2 separate regions of the Homo sapiens genome follow, and region 2 is linked to region 1. A link is a loop called in an ENCODE intact Hi-C map of the cell type or tissue named here. Cell type or tissue: PC-3. All regions are shown on one strand. Links, peaks and the distances in the headings refer to the core of each region. The heading gives the core; the rest is flanking DNA.

Region 1 (5,385 bases), core at 169-5,168:
TTCCTCCTTTAGCTTGGAGTAGTTTGATCGTCTGAATCCTTCTTCTCTCAACTGTCAAAGTCATTCTCTGTCCAGCTTTGTTCCGTTGCTGGTGAGGTGCTGTGTTCCTTTGGAGAAGGATAGGTGCTCTGATTTTTAGAGTTTCCAGTTTTTCTGCTCTGTTTTTTCCCCATCTTTGTGGTTTTATCTACCTTTGGTCTTTGATGACGGTGATGTACAGATGGGGTTTTGGTGTGGATGTCCTTTCTGTTTGTTAGTTTTCCTTCTAACAGTCAGGACCCTCAGCTGCAGGTCTGTTGGAGTTTGCTGGAGGACCACTCCAGACCCTGTTTGCCTGGGTATCAGCAGCGGAGGCTGCAGAACAGCGGATACTGGTGAGCACCAAATGTTGCTGCCTGATCGTTCCTCTGGAAGTTTTGTCTCAGGGGGGTACCCGGCCGTGTGAGGTGTCAGTCTGCCCCTACTAGGGGGTGCCTCCCAGTTAGGCTATTTTGGGGTCAGGGACCCACTTGAGGAGGCAGTCTGTCAGTTCTGAGATCTCCAGCTGCGTGCTGGGAGAACCACTACTCTCTTCAAAGTTGTCTGACAGGGACATTTAAGTCTGCAGAGGATTCTGCTTCCTTTTGTTTGGCAATTCCCTGCCCCCAGAGGTGGAGTCTACAGAGGCAGGCAGGCCTCCTTGAGCTGCGGTGGGCTCCACCGAATTCGAGCTTCCTGGCCCCTTTGTTTTCCTACTCAAGCCTCCGCAATGGTGGGCACCCCTCCCCCAGCCTCGCTGCCACCTTGCTGTTTGATCTCAGACTGCTGTGCTAGCAATGAGTGAGGTTCTGTGGGCGTAGGACCCTCTGAGCCAGACACAGGATATAATCTCCTGGTGTGCCATTTGCTAACACCATTGGAAAAGAGCCGTATTAGGGTGGGAGTGACCCGATTTTCCAGGTGCTATCTGTCACCCCTTTCTTTGACTAGGAAAGGAAATTCCTTGGCCCCTTGCACTTCCCCGGTGAGGCGATGTCTCGCCCTGCTTCGGCTCACGCTGGAGGCACTGCACCCACTGTCTTGCACCCACTTTCCAACACTCCCCAGTGAGATGAGCCCAGTACCTCGGTTGGAAATGCAGAAATCACCCATCTTCTGTGTCACTCACGTGGGAGCTGTAGACTGGAGCTGTTCCTATTTGGCCATCTTGGCTCTACCCTCTCCTGGCTTTTTATTAAACAATAAAATTAAAATGGAATTTATTTCATACTATTCAGGTAAAATTGGTTATATATATATATATCTCTTATTTAGCTATAAATAAACCCAGAAAGGAGGATCTGACAGGTTGGATGTCCTCCCAAGACTGCTAGAGACCAAGCTTTTCTCACAAGGGTGCTTTAATACAGAAAGAGATAGAGATGGCAGCAAATGGGATAGAAATATTTTTGTTTTAAGACACAAAACTTACTGTATGTAACCAATACATTTTAAAAAGTGTATAATAATAAGATTTATAATAATAGAGTATATCATATGTAAAGCCAGAAAAAAAATCCTTGGTTTACCTGTTTGGATTGTTTGGAAACTAACACTTCAACAAATAATCCTTTGAAATCAGAATTCTATCATTTTCATTACCTCATTTCCCCAAATGGAAAACTGTCTTTTTAACATTCTTACTTTATTAGATAAAGTATGTGATGGACATAAAGATTTTATCCCTCCTTAGGTACATATAAATCTTGTATTTCTGTTGCATTTCACCTACCTTAAGAAAAAAAAAAGAAAGAAAAGTAAAGTAAGAAAAGATTGCAGAAGCTTTGTAGCATTGAGAAAATGCATTATAGCATTTCAGAATATTTTGTTTGCTTGACTGAGAGCCAGAAATGATTAAACACTAAAATACAAATAAAATGTTTCTCAATCCAAATAGATTGGAAAAGATTTTCTGTGTTCCAATACAGTATAATTAACAAATGCAATAATGATTTTTGCCAAGGATTTATTACATGAATTTCATCAAAATGTTGATTTAGATCATTTGACCCATTAAACCCAATTTTAATTTTATATAAAAATTTTGGAAGTTTGTATATCTTGCTAATTTGATATGAATATTAGAGTATTATAGTTAGTCTAAATTTTTTCTTTCATTTATTTTTATTAAAAAAATATTTAGGTGTGCGTTCTCACTATGTTTGTCCAGGCTGGTCTTGAATTACTAGTCTCAAGTGCCTCCCCCTATCTCAGCCTCCTAAAGTGCTAGATTACAGGTGTGAGTCTAAATAATTTTGATTTAGTGTATTTAATACGTAATTCATTCACGTAGTTCAAAACTCAGAAACTTTAGAAGGTATGCAAAATATAAAAGTCTACCTTCTGTACATGATCCTTAGCTGCTCAGGGCCAGTCACCTCTATAAGTAACCACTGTTAGATTCTTATGAGTCATTCTGGTGTTATTCTGTATGAAAATGAGCAGATACAAGTACAGACCAATGACGCATTCCATTTCTCAGTTTGCTTGTCTTCTCTGTAGCAGTGACTGGCACTTACCACGCTCTGCATGTAGAAACAGTTACCCCTTGGCCTTTCTCCTGGCTTTCTCCTCCCTCTCTAGCACTCCTCTCCCTTCTCCCTGGCAGGCACTGTTTCCTCTGTGTCCGGTACAAACCAGTTCTTCTGTTTTCACATGACATATTCTTCCTGAGTGATCTCATCTATTCCCATCAGGCATAAATAAAGGTATTAGCATCAAAGCCATTTGTGGATGAAGAAAGTCTTTTCAGAAAAGATGAGTCTGCAGAATAAGGAGGAGACTGTTAGAAAAGAGCAACAGTAAGGGGATTTCTAAATGGAGGAAACAGCATATAGAAAAGCTAAATGGATAAAAGAGGGGCAAGACCACAAATGGAGTTACCAGCTCAATGTCTAACCTAAAAGATATTTGTTGCAAATGATGAACCAAATAATGAATAATGTTCAAGGAATATTTTTTACCAAAAGTAATTATTTCGCTAAGTCAACCATACAAATTGTGGAAACTGAATGAAAGGAAACTAAACTAAAAGAACTGAGTCTGCGTGCAAAGCAAAATGTGAATAAAATCGTAAATGAACACATGCTCTACGAGGAAACTAGTTTCTCAGCCTCCTGGTCATTGCCAGCATACTACTCTGCTTAGGTCACCTCTATGTGTGGAAAGGTCATCCAGACAGCTTTGCAGATTGGCAATTTGTGAACCTGTCTCAAGATCTATAAAACATATTGCAGCAGAACTTCAAAGCACACTTTGCCACATGGGTGGGAGACCTTTGTTTCCTTTTTTTTTTTTCTGCTTTTTAAGTCTGTAAACCATAATAAGGGCACATCAAAACCCTGTTGCTTTCTAATGTAACACAACAATGACATATTAAGTAGTATGAAAAGCATTAGCTTTCTTTTTGGATACCATTTTTTAAATAAACATTTTTTTTCTTAGACTTGCCATTCTCTCCGCTGAGAGAATAGTCTTCCAAAGTTGCAAATTCTTGTTCAAAAGCCAGAAGGAAAAGAAGCCATTCTGAACATACTTTAGCTGAAGAACATTTCTGCCCCTGTGAGGACAGCGTTCTGACTACCTAGATCACAGGATTTTTGCCTTTAGCAGAATACTTTTTGTTGATAAACCTTTATAATCTAAATTGATTGTTTCCATGTCTGTAAGATTCCCTTAGCTATATCTAAAAAGGACTAGGAAGAAACCCGAGGAACTGGTTCCTACTGCAGGAACAGACTGTGGTCATTGTCCTGTCACTTCATTTCCCTGGATTCCATTATCTTCCACTGTGCTAACATCACAGAACTGGTAAGAGAATCAGGTAAAATAAAATTACTTTTAAATCACAGATGCTATCATACAGGTGTAGGAATCTTCTAAACTTGGACCTACCTCTTGTTTGGGGTGATACCATACTTATATTTCTTTTTATCGCAATGAGATGGCAATAGCAGAATACCAATAGATAAAGCATTTCATATTCCCTTAATTCTCTGTGTGGTGCAAATGATAAACAATAGCTAAATTGCCTCCAGTTCTCTGCCTAAAGGTAGGACTCTTCATCCATCTGTCCTGAGCTCCGGTACCAAGGTCTCTCAGTTGGCAGTTGGGGAATAGATGACAAAAGCTTTTTTCCAAAGTTTTACATCCAAGTCAATGTGGGGAACCCCCACATTAAAAAGGGTAAATTCTGATTCTTTTTATCCTTTCCCCAGGGCAGAACTATGACCTCAATGAGAAATACAATTATAGCTTCATTGCAGGAGATTTACAGATATTACCCACATATTCTCACTATAAACATGTAGCCTCTCTTTCAGAAAAGGGCATGGTGACCATGGCATACTTTCCTGAAGAACAATGGTTTTGACCTAATGATCTTCAATGAGAAGAAAAAATGATATGGAAATGTCAGAGGTCTCAAGCCAATTTGGAAATTTTCAGGAAAGTGTTCTCATAACAAGAAGTGGCGTGGTATAATTAGAAAAGAGTTGTCCTAAAGTGAGATCTGAATTCTTGTCTGGTTACCCCATTTTGTTCTGTGTAACCTTTGTAAGTTACAACACTTGCAGGCTCTGCTTCCTTACCACCAATGCATGCCTACAATCTCTAAGCCCGCTTACAAGGCCAACACACTATGGTTTTTCTAATCATAGCTGTCTTTAATATTTTGAATCCTGATGTAACTTACTGGAGGGGAGAACAAAATGAAGTTTGAGTCTCTCAATGTTTTTCAGTGAGTTTTTAAAAACTGAACTTTTTAATCAGAGAGGCAAAATTTTAGTGGGGCTAATAAAGGCCTGACAATGACTTTCTTCTTTTCATTTAAATGTGGGAGGATGCTATCTGTATATGGGCTAATTTTGTCCACCACTGAACCAGAACAAATCCAACAAACTATGCCTGAATGTCTATCTCAGTGAGACTGCAAGGGCCACTGATGAATCAGAGTTAAGATGAGAGGAGATGAGGTCTCTATATCAAATGGATGATCTGTTTGTATCTAAAAGCCACTGTGTGCATAGGTCATGTTTTTAAAAGGGAAAAATATTCTCTGGCTACTTTAAATCCTATGAAGCAACTTTGGGGTTTCTATTCAACAGAACAAAAGGCAAGAACCAAGAGTTTTAAGTTCAGTTCAGACTTCAAATATCTGAGCATCAGCATGTCAATAAATACAGGCTAAAGTCACAGCTTCCCCAACATCACTGTCTCTCAGTTTACATACAATGTAAAAAAAGAATTTGATACAGCATCAGTCAAAGGTTTATCAACATATTATTTTAAGGTAATGAGATAAGGAGTTAAGTACACGGAAGTCATCTCACAGAAAGGTCGAATTTAACAACAACTACAAAAAATATG
Region 2 (5,385 bases), core at 185-5,184, 930 kb after region 1:
TATTATATGTGGAGTATATCTCAGTAAAACTATTACTAAAAAACACACACACAAACAACTATGGCTGCTGAAACCAAAAATGTCTCTTAAATGTTACTTACACACATGCACACAAATAAATAGATTTGTATATTTCATCTCTAATCTCAAGCAAGCTTTCCTAAACCCCTCTAGTCCCATTAGAGTTAATCCTATCCATGCATTTCCTTCATAGCATTACCACAGTTGGAATTACCATGGTTGAAACTAGATGTCTAGCTCCATGAGAACAAGGGCTGTTAATTCATTACTTTTAATTCACTACTGCTTCCAAGTGGGTAGCATAGTGTCTGGAATAAAATTGTTGTTGAATGGATGGATGGATGGATGGATGGATGGATGGATGGATGGATGACTTATTGGGCTTAAAGTCTGCATGAATAGCTGTGAGTCTTGTTGGTTGATAATTTAACACTTGCAGAATTTATGGGTTAAACAGGACAAAGAGAGTTCAAATAAGGAAGTGAATATCACCTGATTCTTAAAATTGCCTTAAGAACTTACCCCAAGAGACATACTTATAAGCATACTGAATACAGTGTGAAACATTATTAAAGAAAGAGTCACCCAAATCTGATTTGAAAAGTAAGGCAAGAGGTTTCTGATGGTGCTATTTTGTAGTTGGATAAAAGATTCACTTATACATTATAAGAAAAATGAGTTTGGGAGATAAAATATTAAGAGGAACTTTAAACTCTAGAAACAAACAAAGATAAGCTATTGATATGAGAGGGAAACTACAGAAAGAGGTCAAGAGATCTGATTTATTTAAAGAAACAACATTTCAAGTAGAAAAACTCTAAAAAAAAAATCTAACTTGAGAGGAAAACAGACTTTAGATTGAAGAGGTCTGAAGAATAGTAAGGCAAGAGCAGAGGGCAAACTCAAACTGAAAATTGGAAAAATATTCCTGGAGCTAATTACAGTCATAAAGTGGAACCATTTCCCTAAAGAGGTAATTATAGTAAACTCAGTAGCGACGTTCAAATGGAAATTAAATGTTTATGGAAGACGTGGTGTTCATTTTTCTGATAGAGGAAGTTCTTCTGGCTGACTCATGAGTTCATTACCCTCTTCATTTTCTTCTATTTTTTTGCCTCTTATGAAGTTTTCCATTGTATCTGAGACTGGGTCTGACAAGTGTTTTACAATTGTGCGCTTGGTCAGTATTTTACATTTTATAGGAGACATTAGTTTAAATACCATATGTAAAACTTCACCAAAAAAACTAGGTCAGTGAAGGTATGCAATATCATTTCTCGGCTTCAATTCAGTGCAAGAAACTACCTCAGGCCAAAGCTTCCCAATCTAAAGGACATTGAAGACTAGTGAAATACTCAAAATCTCTTATTCAGATAGTTCTACATTCTATATTCCGTAGAAAAGTACTACATTTTTATACTTCAAGATACAAATTGTGATTTCTGGTTCAAATAGCAAATTTAGAACTAATGCTTATCTCTTCTCTCTCCCTAGACCTCAGTGAAATGATAGTAAAGAATTAAACCCATATCATATCAGTGGAGGAGAGATTCTGAGACATTTCTAGAAAATGAAAAAGAAAGAAAGTCTGTTGACAGATTGAATAAAGCAAAGACAAGACAACTCTGAGCTGTGCATGTGAAATCAGAATGCTGATATTCTGCAGAAGCTTGGGGAAGCAGGTACTATGAGAAAGTCAGATGGAAAGGGGAACCAAAAAGAGTGAGGGGGTGATGGACCTTGTGCCTCTGAATAGCTCCTCTCCCAGGTTCTTCTCTCTAGGATACCAAGAATTTCATTCCCAGGCAAAAAATCAGGGGGCTCTTCTCTTAGGAATTTAGTCAACTGTCAGAGGAGAATTAGAGTTATTAGAGTACATGTGTGCAGCCACTACCATTCTGACATTTGGAGGCCACTCCTGCGTTATGGCCAGCTCCCTGTCTGCCCCCACTCCCCATGGATGTAGAGCTCCTGGTCAGCCATCCTGATGATGCTAAAGAACCAATGAGAAAAACAGCAAAGGCACTCCAGGCCAGCTCTTTGGAAATCAACACTGTCAGACAAAATCACAGACAGATTAGGAAACCATCACCATTGAGGGGAAAAAAAGGTATTATACAGATGAAACAAAAATCCTATGAAAACGGAAGAATCAGAAGTGGTCCTTGAGAAAAACAGAACGGATCCAAGACAACAAATAGCAAAAGTAAGGGGAATAGATGTTCTGACATTATTAAAAAAAAAAAAAAAAAAGAACAAAAGTAGGCCAGGCGCAGTGGCTCACACCTGTAATCCCAGCACTTTGGGAGGCTGAGGCGGGCAGATCATGAGGTCATGAGTTTGAGACCACCCTGGCCAACATGGTGAAACCCCGTCTCTACTAAAAATAAAAAAATTAGCTGGGCATGGTGGTGGGCGCCTGTAATCCCAGGTACTTGAGAGGCTGAGGTAGGAGATTGTTTGAACCTGAGAGGCAGAGGTTGCAGTGAGCCGAGATCACGTCATTGCACTCCAGCCTGGGCGACAGGGCGAGACTCTGTCTCAAAAAAACAAAAACAAACAATAACAACAACAACAAAACGAAAGTAAATTATTCTTCTATCAAGAAGAATAAATTAGAACTTCAGGGGGAAAAAACTTTGTAATAAAGCAAATTGAACTATGGCAAGATTTGGATGGAAAATATGAAGATAATTCAGGTAGACATATTCATTATAGGAATATTAGTCTTTGAGTGACCCAGGACATGGGTTCTAATTGTTCCATTATTGAAGAGGTTTTGTCTTATAGTCTTCAGGTCAATAGGCTCTATAGTTTGATCATTACTAGACTGTTCTGACTGGCTTGGAACCAAGCACTTTGCCTAGGTACTACAGTGTTCAGGAACTCCCAACTGCATGTATATGCAAAGTGGTGGAGACTGATGTGTGCCTTATACCTATACACCCCCACAATAATGAGTGTGTCACATCACTCTTCAGGTGGCCTCCACCACTCCCAGACTTTACTAGTTTCAGAGAATGTTGTCTTGAGCAGTCCAGAGAAGTAGGGAAACGAATTGCTGTGCCCCATAAAGGATTCTGCGCAATGGAATTTGACCTTTGGCTTTTCCATTCCCAGTTTTCTGTGCCATATAGCCCTATCTTCAAGTATAATTACAAGAGAGGTAGGGCCACATGCCTTTAAGTCTTTATAAATGGTGACCTCTCCTGGCTACTAACGGTATGGCACATATACATAAAGCCTCTCTTCTGGAAAAGGAGTATCTTAACCCCATACAAAATGTCTTAAGGATCTAGAGGACAAGTGGACAAATCAACAGAAGTATTTATTGATTTTACTCTAGTGTTGGTACATCACGCAAAGCTATTAAAAATACTTTTAAGAATTCTGAAAGATTCCTGCTGCATGATTTCTTGGAATAAACTATTATTATGACATAAACTATTATTATGAAAACCATTCATCTGTGCTTCATAAATGACAGGGAAAAAAGTCCACACTACTTATATCAAGCAAGATCTGACAATTAGGACTTTGTTAGACCAAAAGAATGAAAATGTAGTTTATAGGCTCTGGAGCTGGCAGTTCAGGCTTCGAACTTGATTCTGCCATTTACTGTCTGAGTGACCTTGGACATGTTACTATACCTGTCTGAGTTTCAATTCCGTAAAATGAGATCACATACACTACTGTGGGAAACCAAAATAGGCCACCCCAAAATACACTTCTTTGGCATATTTCGAGATGGCTGTTCAGAGGGACTGCAGACACAGGAATAGATCTGAAAGCTGTCCTTTTGTGAGGGAGATTTGCATCTGTAGAGGAAATCTGCACTCATGAAGTAAACAGCAGATGCAAACATCCTTTCTCTGAGGCTCCCTTATCTGCCTTATCTGGTTTTAGAAAAGAAAACGCACAGGAAAAAGACTGTAAAGGTCTGGCACTTTAAAAGTTCAGATACAGAAACTTTTACTCCAGCCAGCCTGAGGGCTGCTCCCCAAGGAAATGCATCCGTATAACAGATAACCTTGGTATTTCCTCCCCTCATCTCCCCATAACCCCTGTAACCTGCGGCCACTTCACCCAGGAGCTCCAAGGCTCTATTTCTCTCTGTACAGTGTAAAAACTTCAGTCATGTGACCCTTCGTTGAGTCTCATATTTTGTGTGGCTCCCATGCACATGTGCACATTAATAAATTTGTATGCCCTGTCTCCTGTTAATCTGTCTATTGTCAGTTGTTTTATAGACAGAAATTATCAAACCTTCAGAAGCAGAGGGAGAAAATTTCCTTTTGCCTCTACACTATTTACTGCATAGATTGTGTGGGTTAAATGAAATAACATCGTTACGTAAAAAAACTTAACATAGTCCCAGGCACTTTTTTTTTTTTTTTTTTTTTTTGGAGATAGGGTCTTGCTCTGTCACTCAGGCTAGAGTACAGTGGGGTGATCATGGCTCACTGCAGCCTTAAACTCCTGGGCTCAAATGATTCTCCCATCTCAGCCTCCCAATTAGCTGGGGCCACCAGCATGAGCAGCCATGCCCGCTAATTTTTTTATTTTGTAGAGATGGGGTCTCCCTGTGTTGCCCCGGCTGGTCTCAAACTCCTGGGCTCAAGCAATCCTCCCGCCTCGGCCTTTCAAAGTGCTGGGATTACAGATGTGAGCCATCACACCTGACCTGACCATTCACTTCTATCAGAAAATAAAATTGGATACCGTATCCCCAAAATATTTATATTTCTTTAAAATTATATCCATGTAGCCCAATTTGTTACACACAATCCAAAAAATTAAAACAGAACTGTTTAAAGGATACAATACAGAATAAATATAAATAAAAGTTTTATTACTTTCTTTCTACATCCCAATGAGTTATCTTATGCAAATCCTTGCATACATGTACCCTACTATGGAGACTACTACAATAAAGGCACAAAATGAGAGGCATTTCCCAAAAGATCTAGGTTTGAATCCAAGCCCATAATTCTCCTCTGTAATCTCCTACTCTCCCTCTCTAAACTTACCTTTCACTGCTACAAAAGGTAAATCCCATAGCATAAGGAGCTTTCTTTCTGCAATCCTGGTAAGCCACACTCACTGCAATTGAAGGCTCAGCTCCTTGGCTCAGGAGCCCTCCAGGAGGCCCCTTAGTGACCTCCCCAACACATGGGGTCCCATGTTAGTCTTGTCCTGCCTATAGCCAGGCCCACGTGAGTATATGCTATCTTGGACTCTGTGATGGTTAACATTGAGTGTCGACTTGATTGGATGGAAGGATGCAAAGTATTGTTCCTAGGTGTGTCTGTGAGGGTGTTGCCAAAAGAGATTAACATTTGAGTCAGTGGACTGGCAAAGGCA

Evidence for each region. Peaks named below come from ENCODE experiments on the same cell type or tissue, not always from the same donor. Only the 100,000 strongest peaks of a DNase experiment are listed, where the experiment ranks them.
Region 2: a loop joins it to region 1, with 4 times the contacts of the local background. A loop is called at or near these places in 6 of 110 quality-filtered maps.

The regions. Positions count from the first base shown.
Region 1 is chr5:109,453,072-109,458,456 of GRCh38, reverse strand. LOC105379117 (a long non-coding RNA gene) reads right to left here. Exons shown (of 8, transcript XR_001742838.2): 2 at 2,538-2,781. Among named protein-coding and RNA genes, the nearest start is that of PJA2, 46 kb to the right of the region's middle. In PC-3, for the core only: no CTCF peak of the experiment used is centred there; a DNase peak (open chromatin) is centred at 2,546; H3K27ac peaks cover 795 bases.
Region 2 is chr5:108,519,877-108,525,261 of GRCh38, reverse strand. No RefSeq gene overlaps it. Among named protein-coding and RNA genes, the nearest start is that of FBXL17, 140 kb to the right of the region's middle. In PC-3, for the core only: CTCF peaks have their summits at 3,023 and 3,224 (motif pointing left); a DNase peak (open chromatin) is centred at 3,231.